Regions from separate parts of the Homo sapiens genome. Here region 2 is linked to region 1. A link is a loop called in an ENCODE intact Hi-C map of the cell type or tissue named here. Cell type or tissue: CD4-positive, alpha-beta T cell. All regions are shown on one strand. Links, peaks and the distances in the headings refer to the core of each region. The heading gives the core; the rest is flanking DNA. Region 1 holds the start of LOC124906209 (a long non-coding RNA gene). Region 2 overlaps BHLHE40-AS1 (BHLHE40 antisense RNA 1).

Evidence for each region. A loop is a pair of places that touch in the nucleus more often than their neighbours do. Peaks named below come from ENCODE experiments on the same cell type or tissue, not always from the same donor. Only the 100,000 strongest peaks of a DNase experiment are listed, where the experiment ranks them.
Region 2: a loop joins it to region 1, with 1.9 times the contacts of the local background. A loop is called at or near these places in 5 of 110 quality-filtered maps.

The regions. Positions count from the first base shown.
Region 1 is chr3:4,885,613-4,893,954 of GRCh38, reverse strand. It overlaps LOC124906209 (a long non-coding RNA gene), which reads left to right and starts at 6,336. Exons shown (of 5, transcript XR_007095795.1): 1 at 6,336-6,804; 2 at 8,167-8,232. In CD4-positive, alpha-beta T cell, for the core only: no CTCF peak of the experiment used is centred there; a DNase peak (open chromatin) is centred at 4,594.
Region 2 is chr3:4,930,234-4,938,575 of GRCh38, reverse strand. All of the region lies in intron 1 of BHLHE40-AS1 (BHLHE40 antisense RNA 1), which reads left to right. Among named protein-coding and RNA genes, the nearest start is that of BHLHE40, 45 kb to the left of the region's middle. In CD4-positive, alpha-beta T cell, for the core only: no CTCF peak of the experiment used is centred there; no DNase peak of the experiment used is centred there.

The DNA.
Region 1 (8,342 bases), core at 19-8,018:
AGGTTCTCATCATTTAGCTCTCACTTATAAATGAGAACATGTGGTATTTGGTTTTTTGTTTCTGCATTAGTTTGCTGAGGATAATAGCCTCCACCTCCATCCATGTTCCCCCAAAAGACATGGTCTCGTTCTTTTTTATGGCTGTGCCGTATTCTATAGTGTGTATGTACCACATTTCTTTATCCAATCTGTCACTGATGGGCATTTAAGTTGACTTTGCTATTGTGAATGTAAAAATGTTTTTGTTAGTGTGAAGAGTGCTGCAATGAACATTCATGTGCATGTGTCTTTGTGGTAGAATGATTTCTATTCCCCTGAGTATATACCCAGTAATGGGATTGCTGGGTTGAATGGCAGTTCTGCTTTTAGCTTTTTGAGGAATCGCCATCCTGCTTTCCACAATGGTTGAACTAATTTACACTCCCATGAACAGTGTATAAGCATTCCCTTTCCTCTGCAACCTCACCAGACTGTTGTTTTTTTACTTTTTAATAATTGCCATTCTGACTGGGTGTGAGATGGTATCTCATTGTAGTTTTGATTTGCATTTCTCTAATGATCAGTGATATTGAGCTTTTTTCATGTGCTTTTTGGCCACATGGATGTCTTCTTTTGAAAAGTGTCTGTTAATGTTCTTTGCCCACTTTTTAATGGGGCTCATAAACACAAAGTTAACCTGAAAGTCCTGAAGAATCAATTTTTTAGTTTTGCTCTTGTTGCCCAGGCTGGAGTGCAATGGCGCAGCCTCGGCTCACTGCCTCCTGGGTTCAAAGGATTCTCCTGCCTCAGCCTCCTGAGTGGCTGGTATCACAGGCACGCACCACGATGCCTGGCTAATTTTTTATTTTTAGTAGAGATGGGGTTTCACCATGTTGGTCAGGCTGGTCTTGAACCCCTGACCTCAGGCGATACACCCTCCTCGGTCTCCCAAAGTGCTGGGATTACAGGCATGAGCCATTGCGCCCAGCCTGGATTCTGGCTTTTACTCTATGCTTCAAAGCATACTCCAAGATTATATTTAAAGATTATCTAATGGCTTATTCTAGTGCTCTCATGATTTTATTTCCCTTTTGCTCTTTCTAAAAATGTTAATTCATCTGGAATTTATCATGGTGAAACATGTAAGGCTTGGATACAACTTTCTCATTTTTTTCCCCAGAGGGCTACTCAGTTGCTCTGACATTGTTTATTGAACAGACTATCCTTTTCCATTGGTAAGTGGTGGCATTTTATCATATACTAAATTTCTTTTTGTATTTGAGTCAATTTCTGGACTTTGCATTTATAATTCATCGAGTTGCCTTGTCTATTCATATACCATACCCTTTTACTTTTAGAGCTTTATACTATATTTTAATATCTGATACAACTAAAAAACCCTTGTTTTTTTATTTTCAGGATTTCTGAATATTCTTGCTTCTTTATTTTTCCATATTATAATGAGCTTGTATAGTTTTTAAAAGTCCTTTTTTAAAATTGAGCTTTTGCATTATAGATTGGGAATAATTGACATCTTTACATAGTTAAGTCTTTTTATCTAAAAATACATACATCCTTCCATTAGTTCAAGTTTTCTTCTGTGATCCTCAGTGGCATTTTAAAGTCTTTTCATATAGCTCTTGTTCACTTCTTAAGCTTAGGAATTTAGTCTTTTTGTTCTACTATAAATAGGGCCCTTCTATTTTTAACCCCATGTTGTTTCAACGATTCTTAAAAGCCAAAAAAAGCATTTATTCTATCTTAATAAATGAACTTTCGTAAACATATAAGTAGCAATAGGACTTGTAAGTTAGTTCTGTCCTAAATAGTTCACTGGTTGGAAGAAAACAAACAAAAACCTTTCCCAAATTCATGCAAGTAAAATGATATTAAGAATACATTAAAATGTCTCTTCTTAAGACCTTTTTTTTTTTTTTTTTTTTTTTTTGGTAGAGACAGGGTCTGGTCATGTTGCCCAGGCTGCTCTCAAACACCTGTCCTCAAGCAATTTCCCCACCTCATCCTCCCAACGTGCTGGGGCTACAGGTGTGAGCCACTGCACCTGGCCTTACAATTGGTTTTTGACTGACTTTTGAATCTTAAAATGGGATCCATGTAATTTTCTCATTCTTACAAGTCACTCACTCTTCACATTTTGCCTATTTTGGGTACACATATTATTTCTCAGGGTGTTCTATTAACTGTTAACCTCTCCCTAGGGGAAGGCTGGTAGCTCAGCTGGTCTGATTCTGTCTCACCAATATCTTAGGACACAAATGTTTCTAGGAAGTAGAGCTCCTAGATCAAGCAGAAGAGGCAGCTGATGCCTCCCTTTCTTCCACACTTGCAGGTTCCCATCATCATAACCTGGCAAAGCAGTCATAGCCTGGGAAAGCAGTACTTACGGAGGAAATTAAAGCTCTACCCAGAACTGAGAACATTTCCAAGGTCAGCTACAAAGAAGAAAGGTGGAAGCCCTTTTAGAAGACTCCCAGATTTGTAACCTGGGAGGATGCAGGATACAGGAGTGAGTTGTTCTGGGAGGGGAGCCTGGAGCTGGGAGAATACTGGTCTGTGTAGCCCTACGATGGAACAGCCTCATGGAATGGGAGTTTTCCGTCAGTGAGTGGCCATGTTGGAGGCTTGCGTCTCATTCTTGGACTCAAGTTGCTTGGCTCTGACTTTGGAAGAACAATTGATAGGGCGGGGAGGGACTAGAGGCTATAATCTCCTTTTCCTAACACCCCAAAGCCCCCTTACAGGCAAAAATTCTACCTGTAACATTTTCTTGGCTTAATTGGTAGTATCTATATTTATTGAAGAGCAATCAAGAGGCCTTCTGCATAACAATACAGTACTATTAATAATAAAAAGTAGAAAGGCCAATATATTTGTAGAACCAAGCCCTGTACTCATCCTTTACATAGATTCCCTTATATTTTTAATTTTTTATTTTTATTTTTTTCTTGAGACAGTCTCAGGCCGCCCAGGCTGGAGTGCAGTGGTACGACCTTGGCTCACTGCAGCCTGCACCTCCCGGGTTCAAGTGATTCTCCTGCCTCAGCTTCCTGATTAGCTGGGATTACAGGCGCCCACCACCACACCCAGCTAATTTTTGTATTTTTAGTAGAGACGGAGTTTCTCCATATTGGCTAGGCTGGTCTCAAACTCCTGACCTCAAATGATCTGCCCGCCTTGGCCTCCCAAAGTGCTGGAATTACAGGCGTGGGCCACCACACCCGGCCAGATTCCTTTATTTTAATCCTCACAGCAGCCCTATAAATTTAGTAGTACAATCATTTCAAATTGATAGATGAGGAAACGCAGGTTTAGGGAAATTAAATAACCCATTCATGGTCACATGGCAAAAGGCAGAGTCCGGATTTGAAAACAAGCACCTGACTTTGATGGTCATGCTTTTTACCACCGCCCTTATGAACATTCATGGTAAACGTAGATATTTTGAAATAAGGGTGAGGAAAGAGCTTAAAGTTGTTTTTATATATTAAATACTCTGTCCTATCGTTTTACATATTAATATATTTGGTTTAAAATGTATGTTTTACTTATACTGACAGAGCTCATGTCTATGAGACATATTGTAAACTCCATTCACAGGCATTTAATGCTTTTGCATTTAAGTGAGTGATGTACTCATATAGACATTGAAGTATAAGCAACCAATCAACTAGAATGTTTATTCTTCAGTGCTCCGAAGATTATTCTACTTGTGACTATAATTCTGTACTCAGTTTATAACATTCTTGCAGAGATGTCAGGATGTGTGTGTGCGTGTGTGTGTTTATTATGAATAATATGATTTCCTTGTGGCTGTGAATTTCATCCTCTCTGTGATTCCTGTGCCCTAACCATATTGCTAGGCAACACCAAGCAACACACATCCCACATTTTCCTAATTCCTTTTGATGTTTCACAAATGGACCTTTGCTTTTATCTGCAAGCAGAATAACACCAGTGGGTTTAGGATTTTGGCTTTTTAAATAATCAGGTGTCCGGTGAGATCAAAGCTAAGTGACCATAATTGTCAGAAACTGGCAGAAAAAAGGAAGAGCTGGCATGAAGCAAATGCACATATTTGTTTTAAGACTTTGGCTGATGATTCGTTAGTGAAGTCTAATGTGATTTCTACCATTCTGACTTTGTAGATGACATCAAGGACAGTGAGTAGGTTGGCTTCCTTCCAAGGACTTAAAGTCCTCCTAGGGCTTGGAGGGTAATTGCATATGAAATACTCTTTCTGATACTGGCAATGTTGCACACATATCATTTTCCAGATGAAAATCAGGTGCCCATCTCCTCTGTCAAAACAGAAACCAATATTTTCAGGTCAAGATCCAGAATCTGGCAGATGTAATGCACAGACATCACATCACAAGCTAAAGAGCATTTACAGTTGTCCTGCCTTCTATGTGTAGGGAAAGGTCAGAGAGAGGCCTCAGTGGGCATGGAGAATGCCAGAACTGGGCCTACAGTGGACAAGGGCTCAGCACTTCATCACCACAAAAAAAGATCATTTGGTTTTTCCCCATCCACTCAAGCCAAGCCACAGAGAACCACAGGAAGTAAGACTGACGAGTTTCCCCACTGCTAACTGACAGTATTTGAGAAGTTGTGCTGCCCAAGTTAGAAAGCCCCATGATGGCACTCTAAACTAACACTCAACCTGTGAAAGCAAATATGTTATAATACCTTACTTGCAGGCTTGGGGAAGAGAATATTTTTCCAGACGGGAGATGAAACGGAAATGGGGCCACTGGTAAGAAATGCACTTGTGGGAAAATATGATTGTATGAGTTATCTACGGCTGTGTGACAATCTCCTGCACCCCACCTCCCCCCAAAAAACCCTGTTATCAGTTTAAAACAATATTAAGCATTTACTACTTCACTCAGTTTCAATGGGCCAGAAATGGAGGAGTGATGCAGCTTGGTGGTTCTGTCTCAGGATCTCTTATGAGATTGCAGTCCAGATGTCAGCCCTGGCTGCAGTCAACTGAAGGCTTGCCTGGGACTGGAGGAGCCACTTTCAACAGGGTTTACTCACGTAACTGGCAAGTCAGTGCTGGTGATTGGCAGGAGGACTCAGTTGCTCACCATGTGGCCCCCGAGCATCCTCGTAACATGGCAGCTGGCTTCCCCAGAGCAGACAAGCCAAGAGAGAACAAGGCAGAAGCCACAATATCTTTGACAGCCTAGTGTTGGAAGCCACGCTCCATCATTCCCACAATATCCTATGGGTTCTACAGGTGAGCCCTACTCAGTGTGGGAGGAAACTACATAAAGGCATGAATACCAGGAAGGGAGAGTCGCCAAGGGCTCTTTTGAAGGCCAGCTGCAATAATGATGGAGACATTTCTGTGCATACGATACTGAGAAGCAATTCGTGTATTGGTTGGGTGATGGATGGCACTCTTGTCATGGGTCCCAATGCAAGCTGCAAGCCAGTGCCTGCATTGGAATCATCTGGGAGCACTTTTTAAAGCACTGGTTTCCCTGGACCCTTCCCTGGACATTCTGATTAAGTCAAGGATGATGCCCAGGTTTGGGAACTACTGGATTAGATGATCTCTAAGATCAAGTCCAACCTTAACAGTGTTCCTCAAACTTACCTGATCATAGGTATTACCCAGGGAATTTATTAAAAATACAGATTTTTTTAGGCCCCACTTCCAGCTTCATGAATCAGAACATCCAGGGATGGGTCTGAAAATCTGTGTATTTATTTATTTATTTACTTAAGAGACAGAGTCTTGCCAGGCTGGAGTACAGTGGCACCATCATACCTCACTGCAGCCTTGAATTCCTGGGCCCAGGCGATCCTCCCATCCTGTCTTCCTAAATAACTGGGATTACAGGCATGTGTCACCACACCTGGCTAATTTTTAAAATTTTGTTGTTGTTGAGATGGAATCTTGCTATGTTGCTCAAGCTGGTCTTGAATTCTTGGGCTCAAGTGATCCTCCCACTTTGGCCTCCCAAAGCACTGGGATTACAGGCATGAACCACTGTGCCCAGCCTGTGATTTTGTTTAATTTTTAAATTTTTTGACCAGGTCATACATTTAAAATGATGGGAAATTCCAAAAGGTATAAAAGAGTGTCATTATAAAGTCTCTATCCCAACTTTGTTCTCTCAGTATCCCAATTCACCTACCTGGAGGTGCTCAATGTTGTTGGTTTCTTGTGTATTCTTCCAGCAATATATGAATATATAAGATATATAAAGTAAATATATTTATTTTAAATGAGAGAGAGAGTGTGTTTGTGTGTGTATTTTTCTTTTTTTTTTTTTTTTAACTCAAGGCAAATCTAAAGGGTATGCAGTGAAAAACAAGTGTATTCCTGGTTCTGATCACCAGTTTTTTCCTTCAGATTCACTTTTACCAGTTTCCCGTGTGTCTCTTTAAGAGACAGGATGCTGTTAGTTTGTCAAGTGACTCAGGTGATTCTTATAATCTGGTGCTTGGGACACCCCAGTTCTGTAATGTAAGTTATAATAGAAGCTGAAACAGCTGGAAAACCTCACTTGGTTACACGAGTTGCATGAAATGCATTAGATTGTATCTGGATGTCTTAGTTACATTTGTTCGTGTAATCATTATTTACCAAATAATGATTATTTACCAGGCCAAGTCATTATTTGCCAGGCCAAGTCAACGATGAGCAATGGACCCAGCTCACGGGAGCTTGCAGTCTAACACAGGAAACAGCCACCTGCATCTGTAAAGGTGCGTGCAGGGCGCCGCAGAAGCTCCTTGGCATCAGAAGTGAGTGGAGGCTTCTGGAAGGAAGGGATTTCCACAGAGGTAAAAATGATGAGGAGGTGGGGCTCATTGGGCAAATGGAGAGGACGATATTCCTGGCAGAGAGAAAAGGACAAATACGAAGTTCCCAGGTTTTGATCTGGTACGCTGCTCTCAGGCAACCAAAAAGTAGAGCGTTTTGGTGTTTGTGCGCAGAAGAGGCTCAAGATAAAACGAGAGAGGTAAACTGAGGTCAAAATAAGATGGGGAAAAAACACGATGACTCTGAATGTCAGATATTAAGTTTGGGAATGATACGATCAGCACGGGGGAAGAATCGATGTGGGTGTAAAAAAAATGGACTAGAAGGGGGCTGGGCATGGTGGCTCATGCCTGTAGTTCCAGAACTCTGGAAGGCCAAGGTGGGAGGATCACTTGAGCTCAGGAGTTCAAAACCAGCCTGGGCAACATGGCAAGACCTCGTCTCTACTAAAAATACAAAAATTAGCCAGGCATTGTGGCGCACGCATGTAGTTCCAGCTACTCAGGAGGCGGGAGGATCGCTGGAGCCCTGGAGGCTGAGGCTGAAGTGACCAGTGTTTGCTGCACTGCACTCCAGGCTAGGCGACAGAGTGGGACCGTGTCTCAAAAAAAAAAAAATAAAAAAGACCAGAAAGGAGTGGTAACAACTTGGAGGTGGGAAGATAATTTAGGAAGTTGTTATCAAAATCCAAGAAAGAGACCAGAATGGGCTGCATTAGGTGGCCATTGTAGGGATGCACAAAACTGGAAACACTGACGTTATTAAAGAGGTAGATTCACCTGGACTTGGTGATTGATTGAAAAGGGCTGTAACTGGGACATTTCCAAATTTCCAGCATGGGCAACCACCTGTGTTTCAATAGGGAATACCTGTGGGAAAGTGCTTGGGGAGGAGGCACGAGGGAGGGTGAAGGGTAAGTCTAACATTCTGAGTTTGAGGAAGAGAGAATACGTGGGTAAATTAAAGTTTAGAGTCCAACAGAAAAATAAGAGCCTGTTTGTGACGGTCCATGGCAGGACAGGCATCTTCTAATTTCTCTTTAAACCTTATTTAGTTTGCATCTCTGCCCCCATCCCCACACTCTCTCGCCCACCATAAAGCAGGCTGGCACTGACAGTCCCTTCAACCTTCTCCACGGGTTGGAGTGGAAGGGGTGAACGAAGGTCCTGCCCTCCAAGCAGCTGCATTCACAAAATTCCGAAGCTGGCCAATAGTGTATTCCGTTCTGTAAAAAGATATGTTTTTTTTTTTCTGAGGCAGGGTCTCACTATATTGCCCAGGTTGCTCGAAAATAGTATTCCCAGGATGGTTATAAACAGTTTCATGTTTCCCAGAATCAAAACCCAGACTCTAAATTCACTTCCTTGATTGATTTATTCTAGGTACTGATGAGACCTCTTTAGTATGACACTGGCAACTGACGGCACTGCGGATATGTTTGGAATAAGGTAAGCCTGCAGCCACAGTTTTTATGCCTTTTGGAGTTTTGGCCAGAATGAACAGAGCTTAAGCAAATTAGATATTTGAAAATACCTTTGTTTTGTTCTGTGAGCAACCA
Region 2 (8,342 bases), core at 59-8,058, 45 kb before region 1:
TTATTGGAACACAGCTACGCCCTTTGATTTATATATTATCTATGACTACTTTGTCACAACAATGGTATGGCTGAATCATCATGCCAGTTGACCATATGGTCCACAAGGCCTAATGTATCTGTTATTTGGTCCTCTATGGGAAAGTTTGCTGAGCCCTGCCCTAGATGGCTGCAGCACCAGCTGGCTTCATGTGATGAAGAAATGCCAACCTGAGCCCAATCCACCCACAGACTCATGAGCCACAGTACAATGGTTGCTGTCTTAAACCATTAAGTTTTGGGATGCTCTGTTATATAGCCACAATAGTGACAAATTATACAATCCAATATCTGAATTGTATAAGCTTGATGATTTCATAGTTTAAATTTTTATGCTCTTTTCTTTTGTTTTAACTCTTTGTAAGCTTTATTTAACATTTTCTAAGTTGTGTTATCCATGTGTCATTGAAACTTCTCTTACCAAGGCAACCTTCTCCTTGTTGTTACATTCAATGGAGGTTTTTCAGTCTTCACCTCATTTGACTCTTGACCAACATTTGACACTGTTGAACTTCTTGGTTCCTGAGATATTTTTCCCTTTTATTCAGTTACAGCATTATCTCCAAGCTTTCTTTGGTTTTACAGGAAGCTCCTTATCAATTTTCTTTTGGAAATTCTGCCCAACACTTAATGTTAGAGTTTCTCAGAATTCTGTCTTAGATTTCATTCAATATTCAAAAGATATATATTTTTTAATTCATAAGTGAATAATCTACATATAGATTATACTTTATATCATTTCTATGTAGAAATACAAATTATTTTAAATTATAATTTGTATTTTTACATAGAAATTATATAAACTATAACATAATGTACTTTATGCCAGGCATTTTTCTAGGTACATTGGATACCTTAATAAACAAAACAGGCAAACAAAAGTCGTTCCTGCCCTTGGATAAATTTTTAAATGTACACATAATAAAATAAATTTTTGCAAAAGCTAGAAGTTGATAAGTGCTTTAGAAAAGAAAATCAACAGGGAAGGGGAAGGGAAGTAGGGAGTACGCAGGGGAAGGGGAGGGCAATTTAAAGAAGGGTACTCAGAATAGGCCTTTTTGAGATGATGATATTTGAGCAAAGCCTTAAAAAAGGCAAAAGACCTGACATGTACCTATGTCAGCATTTCTGGCAGAGAGAGTAGTATTTCAGAGACCTGAAAGCAAGGAGCATGTCTGAAAGGTTTGAAGACAAGAAGGTTGTCCCCTGTGGTGGAAACGAGTGAACATCAGGAGATGAAGTTGAAGAAATCTCAGGCTCCCGGGGTCCTGTAGGACCTTGTAAATTATGGTCAGGCATTTGTGTTTTCTGAGTGAGATGAAGGGTTACAGGGGAATTTTGAGAAGCATGAAGTCATCCGATCATCAAAAGAATCACTGTAGCTGCTGAACTGAGAAGAGAACAGAGGTGGCAGGAAGGGCGATAGAGAGACCTGCTAGAAGCTCTGGGAGTGACCAAGGGCAGCAGTGGAAACAAAGAGGAGTGACCATCTCTGGACAGTCGTACAGACTCATGCTTCCATGGTTCCTATTACCATTCACATGCTGATACTCCCCGGTCTATGTTCTAGCCCAGATGTCTCTCCTGAGTTTCAGACCCACATATTCCAAATACCTGTTTGTCTTCCCTTTTTTTTCCATGTTCCACAGGCACTTCAGTTTCTACGCTTTCCTCTAAAGCCTTTTTCTCCTCCCATGCTCCCTCTATGTCACTACTAAAGCCATGCAGCTACACCTTTCTATGAAGGCATTATCTTTAAAAGGTCACTGTTAAAACATATGTTAGTGGAGAATCTGTGCTGGTCCACAGACATTTTGGTTTCCACTAACACATCATTATGGTTTAGTTTATCAGCTTTTCTGCCTATGATGGTGGCTTTAAGGATTGGATATAGGATCAGCAGGTTTTAATTGGCATAGGAAGATGGAATCCTGCCTTAGAAGTCAGTTTAGGGCAGGGTGTACCATATTGGTGGGATGCTGAACACCCTGAGGATGGAAGATGGGAGTTACTGAGGGAATTCCTTTCATTTCACAGTTTTACCCAATACAGGAACTGTCACTGGAACACATAATTCTGAAATTGTCAGTTTTGTTACAAATAGTGCACTTATCACGTAACCGTCGTGCAAATAAAATTCTGTATATGTTATAGAATTTTAATATGTGAATTCCATTTTCTTCCATCTCTCTTAGGAATTGTTTTGTCCACTTGCCATAATAATTTTAGAATTTTGCATTCATCCTATTGACTTGTAGCAAAGGCAATACTTTCACTCTGGAAAACATTTAGTCTGAAGGTTGTGTGACTCCTTTTTCCACGATCTTTGTTTTTTCATAATTCGTGTGTAAAGGAGTTTACACATAAATATCTTAATCTTTTATTTCTAACCCTTACAAGAGTTTTTTTTTTAAATAATAGATACAAAGGAAATAAGTTTTCCTAAATTATATTTTACCACATCATACTTGTATGTGGGAACAAGTCTTATAAAAATCATTAATGTGAAACTAACTAGGCCAAGGAGAGCTATTATTTTTTATTAGAAAATTAACTTCAAAATGAATGTTTAAATACAAGCTTCACATAGTTAAAAATGCAATTAAGGCTGATTCATTGACACTTGAAAGCTCTTTTTATATATTTATCATTTATTCAACAAATATTTATCAAAGGATTGCTCTGTGCCAGGCAGTATGCTTGCACTTGGGGTGGAGCATAAACAAAGACAAGGACCCTGCACTGTGGAGCTTAATTCTAAAGGGAAAAGTAGACAAAAAATAAGTTAAAAAATAAATTACTGCTTGCAAAAAGTGCTAGGAAGGAAATAAACCAAATGGAGAGAGAGAGAGAGAGAGAGAAAGGAGAGGCTACTTGAAAGAAGGTCTTTCTGAGAAGATGAATGTGAGTTGAGACCTGAAACCACAAAGGTGAGGTTGAGTCAGCCATGAGAACTGAGAAATGCCTCCCAGCAGAGGGACCAGCAGGAGCAAAGGCCCAGAGGCAGGAAAGGCTTCATGTTCCAGAAACAGAAAGGAGGCCAAAGTGGCTTCAGTGAAGTGACCAAAAATGAGAGGCACCAGACAGGCTGGAGGGAGGGGCAGAAGCCAGATCACGCAAGACTCTGTAAGCCTTGGGAAGGAATTTGGATTTCATTCTGAATGTGATGAGAGGACAATGAAGGGCTTATGAAAAGGAATGATTTGACCTGATGCTCTCCTTTTTGTTTTTTTTTTTTTGTTTTGAGATGGAGTCTTGCATTGTCACCTAGGCTGGAGTGCAGTGGTGCGATCTCCACTCACTGCAACCTCCGCCTCCCAGCTTCAGGAGATTCTCCTGCGTCAGCCTCCCAAGCTGCTGGGATTACAGGTATGCACCACCAGGCCTGGCTAATTTTTGTATATTTAGTAGAGACGGAGTTTCACCATGTTGGCCAGCCTGGTCTCAAACTCCTGACCTCAGGCGATCCACCATCCTCGGCCTTCCAAAGTGCTGAGATTATAGGCATGAGCCACAATGCCCAGCTCTCCGGTTTTTTATTTATTTTATTTTTTAATTTTTAATTTTTATTTGTTTTAATTGTGGGAAAATACACATAACATAAAATTTACCATTTTAACCATTTTTAAGTGTACAATTCAGCAGTATTTTGTACATTCTCGTTGTGCAACTGTCACCACTGTCCATCTCAAGTACTTGTTTCATCTTCCAATGGAAATTCTGTCCCTCTTAAACACTAACTCCCCATTCTCTGCCTCCCCTCCCACACCATCTAATCACAATTCTACTTTCTGTCTCTGATTTGCATATTCTGGGTACCTCCAATAAGTGGATCATATAATATCTGTAATTTTACCTGGCTTATTTCACTTAGCATCATGTTTTCAAAGTTCACTCATGCTGTAGTATGTGTCAGAATTTCATTACTTTTTAAGGATAAATAATATTTCATTGTATACACACACTACATTTTGTTTATTCATCTGTTGATGGACACTGTCTTCTGCTTTTTAATGAAGGATTAATTATTTCAATGCTTTTTGTGGGAAGAAACAACAATATGAAAAATAGTTGTTGAATGGAGTTGTGTCTGATAGGATTTATACTCAAAATGATAATTGTGTAAACAAGGTATCAGTTTGTTTTTCTCTCACATAGAGGTAGATGGTCCAGGACCAGTATGATGGCTCCATACTTGTCAGGTTGTCAGGGACCCAGAATCCCTTCTGGCTTTCTCCTCCATCATCTTTAGCACAAGGGATTCCCATTCAAGGTCATCTCATGGTCACATGATAACTACAACAGCTCCCACAACCACATACGACCTCCAGGCAGCAGGAAGATGAAAGAGGGTAATACAAAATGGTGGCCAAAGACAAAATGTGCCACAACCGAGTGGTATGCTCGTGTAATTTGTTTTTAGAGATGGGGTCTTGCTATACTGCCAGGCTGGACTCAAACTGCTGGTCTCAAGCAATCCTCCTGCCTCAGCCTCCTGAATCACGTGCCACTGCATCTGGCACTGAGTTATATTCTTTAAAGAACTCTCCTAGAAGCTCATTGGCTGCCCTCACCTGCAATGGAGGCTGGAAATCTAGACTTATAGCCGTGCACCTTACCACATCCAGCATTATAGGGAGGTCTCTTCAGAAGGAAGGAAAGAAGGAAGAAAGAAATTCCTGATTGTCTCGGAAATAACAGAAGTGTTCTTGGTATCTTGGCATTTTGGCTGCTTGTGATGGTTGAATTTTAAAATTATAGCAATGGCTCCGTGGAAAATACACCATTTTTTCTTTTTCTTTTTTTGATACGGAGTCTCAATTTGTTGCCAGCCTGGAGTGCAGTGGCACAATCTCAGCTCACTGCAACCTCTGCCTCCTGGGTTCAAGCGATTATCCTGCCTCAGCCTCCCAAGTAGCTGGGACTACAGCCGCGTGCCACCACGCCCAGTTAATTTTTGTATTTTTAGTAGAGACAGGGTTTCACCATGTCGGCCAGGTCAGTCTCGATCTCTTGACTTCATGATCTGCCCGCCTCGGCCTCCCAAAGTGCTGGGATTACAGGCATGAGTCACCGCGCCCGGCCGACATCATCCTTTTAAGAGGAGACAGTGTGTGGGAATTAAGTTGCCTTGCTGTTAACTTTTCAATTGGCCCATAGGCGATTTCCCTGTCCTATCTACTTATATTTGAAATCCACTATTAAATGATAGAACTCAGAGGTACATGTTGTGCTTATTGGCTAAAGAAATCTTTTTTTGTGTGCAGTTGCAGTTGGTTTTCTTTTCTTTTTTTGTTAAAAATTTAAACTTAAAAAGGACTAAAGTCACTTCTGGAATTTCAGGAGTGGGTGGAGGTTTAAACAAATAACAACAGAAAAAATGAGAGTGAGTATGTCCAATCAGATGCACTTTCCTCTAGTTAAAAATAAATAAAAATACTAGTTTTTTCATGTTTTCTTCACCCACTTAAGAAGCATAAAATACATTTTTTCTTTACTTTTGTATTAACGTATGGTTTACATATAGTAAAGTCCAAAAATCTTAAATGTAAAGCTTCTCTGAATTTTTACATTTTACATTTACATTATACACCTGTATAGTTGCCAACTGGATCAAAATATAAGCAATTTCCTGCATCTAGAAGTTTCCCTCAAATCCCCAACCAATTTCCCCCCCAAAATGCAACTACTCTTCTGGTTCTTCTTATTATAAGTTAATTTTGTCTGTTCAATAAAATACATGTATGTATGTATGTATGTATGTATTTATTTATTTATTTATTTATTTATGTTTTAGAGACAGAGTCTCACTCTGTCATCTAGACATTACCTCGGCTCACTGCAGCCTCGACTTCCAGGCTCAAGTGATCCTCCCACCTCAGCACCCCCGCCACCCCGAGCAGCTGGGACTACAGCCACACATCACTATCATCCCTGGCTGATTTTTGTATTTTTTTATAGAGACGGGGTTTTGCCATGTTGCCCAGGCTGGTCTCGAACTCCTGGGCTGAAGAGATCCTCCTACCTTGGCCTCCCAAAGTGCTGTGATTACAGGCGAGACCCACCATGCCCAGCCTAAAATACGAGTTTTCAAACTTTTTATTTGGAAGCTTGAAGAAAGGTTGCAAAAACAGTACAAAGAGCATCCTTATTCCCTTTACCCAGATTTACCTGTTGTTAACATTTCTTTTCTTTTTTTCTTTTTCTTTTTTTTTTTTTTCTCACCAAGACCAGGCTCTCAAACCTGCTGTTAACATTTTTCTCTCCTTTATAATTTGCTCCTTTTCTCTCTCTCCCTGTCTCCACCTCCGTTCCCTCCAGCCACACATACTTTTTTCTGAAGTATTTGAAGTATTGAGGTGTGTTTGTTTTTGTTTGTGGTAGAGATAAGGTCTCACTGTGTTCCCCAAGCTGATCTCAAACTCCTGGCCTCAAGAGATCCTCTGACCTCAGCCTCCTAAAGCACTGGGACTACAGGCATGAGCCACCACACCTGGCTGAGGTGTTAATATAATATTTTCATCTAGTGTACCACCCATGCTCCAGTTTTGTCAATTGACTCAATAATTTTCTTTTTTTTAGCATGTTTTCCTCTTCAATACAGGATCTAGTCTAGGATCTGGCATTGTATTTAGTTGTTACATCTCTTTAGACTCCTTTAATCTGAAACAATTTTTCAGCTTTCCTTTGTCTTTTATGACAGTGACATTTTTGAAAAATACAGGCCTTCTCTTTTTAAACTAGAGTATTTCTCATTTTGGTTTAGTCTGATGTTTCCTTGCTATTAGATTCAGGGTCTCCACACCTAGCCATAATACCACACATCTGCCCCATGCTGGTGCTGTTAATTTTGATAATCTGGTCAAAGCTTTGTCTGATTTTTCCACTGAATACTTACTATTTTTCTTTTACACTTAACAATCTGTGGGTAGACATTTAAAGATCATGCAAATGCCCAGCTCTTCATCAAACTCACCCTCCTAGATTTAGCATCCATGAACAATTCTTGTCTGTATCAATATTTACTTTGTCGATTGCAAAAAATGATGATTTTCCAATGGCCACACTCCATTTTTAACTTCGTCTCAGGACGACTTTAGGATTTAGAACATCCTAAAAAGAACAAACCAACGGCCAATTCCTAATTTCTCTTAGCATGGTCTCTTTATTCTGCTTGCTGCTATATACTTGAAGTTACCCTTCTCCCATTTGTCTCTCTTTCCTGGTTACTTCAGCTGCAGATTTCATCATGGCAGATTTCACCTATGGAAGAATTTTCCAGTAATCATGCTTTTGAGTACACCTGGGCATTTGATATCTGCTGTCTTTAGACCCTTAGAAGATGAAGTACTTCATCTTTCATTTAGAAAAATAACCACACACTCTCATACGATTATTATTCTGAAGACAGAAATCCAAATTATTGATTAGTGGTTCTTGGGGGAGGGGGAAGATATGGTTCCAATTAAATATGATGTTTCAGATAAACACCAGCATTAGAAACCACTAGAAGTGATAGGGAAAATATGACATTGATGTTTTTAAATGGAAGCTGTTCTCATTAGGGGCATGATATGCAAATTGCCAGTAAAACATCAGAGATAACAAACATTTTATTTGTTTTCTCAATTACAGAAGGTTGCCTTATTTTTCTATTCCTTAAAAATATGAATATGTTATAATTTTTCATAGAAATTCTCCCTAGGCACATATCTTTCTGCCCAGGGACAGCTACAATGGCAACTCTAGTAGTTCCATCCTTAAACCTTATCTTCATACCTGTAATCTAGACTGGAGGCCACTGAAGTGCAGGCTAATGCTTCTGGTTGGGGACCTGTAGGAGGCAGTGGTTGGATTTTAAACCAGTTACCAGGAAATGATCTTCCTCATCTCAAAAATCAACGATTCCACTTTGGGAAAGAGTTTTGCAGTTTTCCAAAAGTTAAACATAAAACATATGACCAGCAATGCTATTCCTAGGTATCTACCCATGACAAATGAAAATGTGTCCACATAAGGACTTGCACATGAATGTTCACAGATGCTTTATTCATAATAGGCCCAAACTGAAAACAACCTAATGTCCATCAACTGAAGAATAGATAGACATAATGCGGCTTATCCATGAATGGAATTCTTTTCAGCACCAAAAAAGAACAAATTACTTACACATGCTACATCGTGGATGAACCTCAATAATATTATGCTGGCTGGGCAAGGTGGCTCATGCCTATAATCCCAGCACTTTGGGAGGTTGAGGCAGGAGGATCACTTGAGCCCAGGAATTTGAGACAAGCCTGGGCA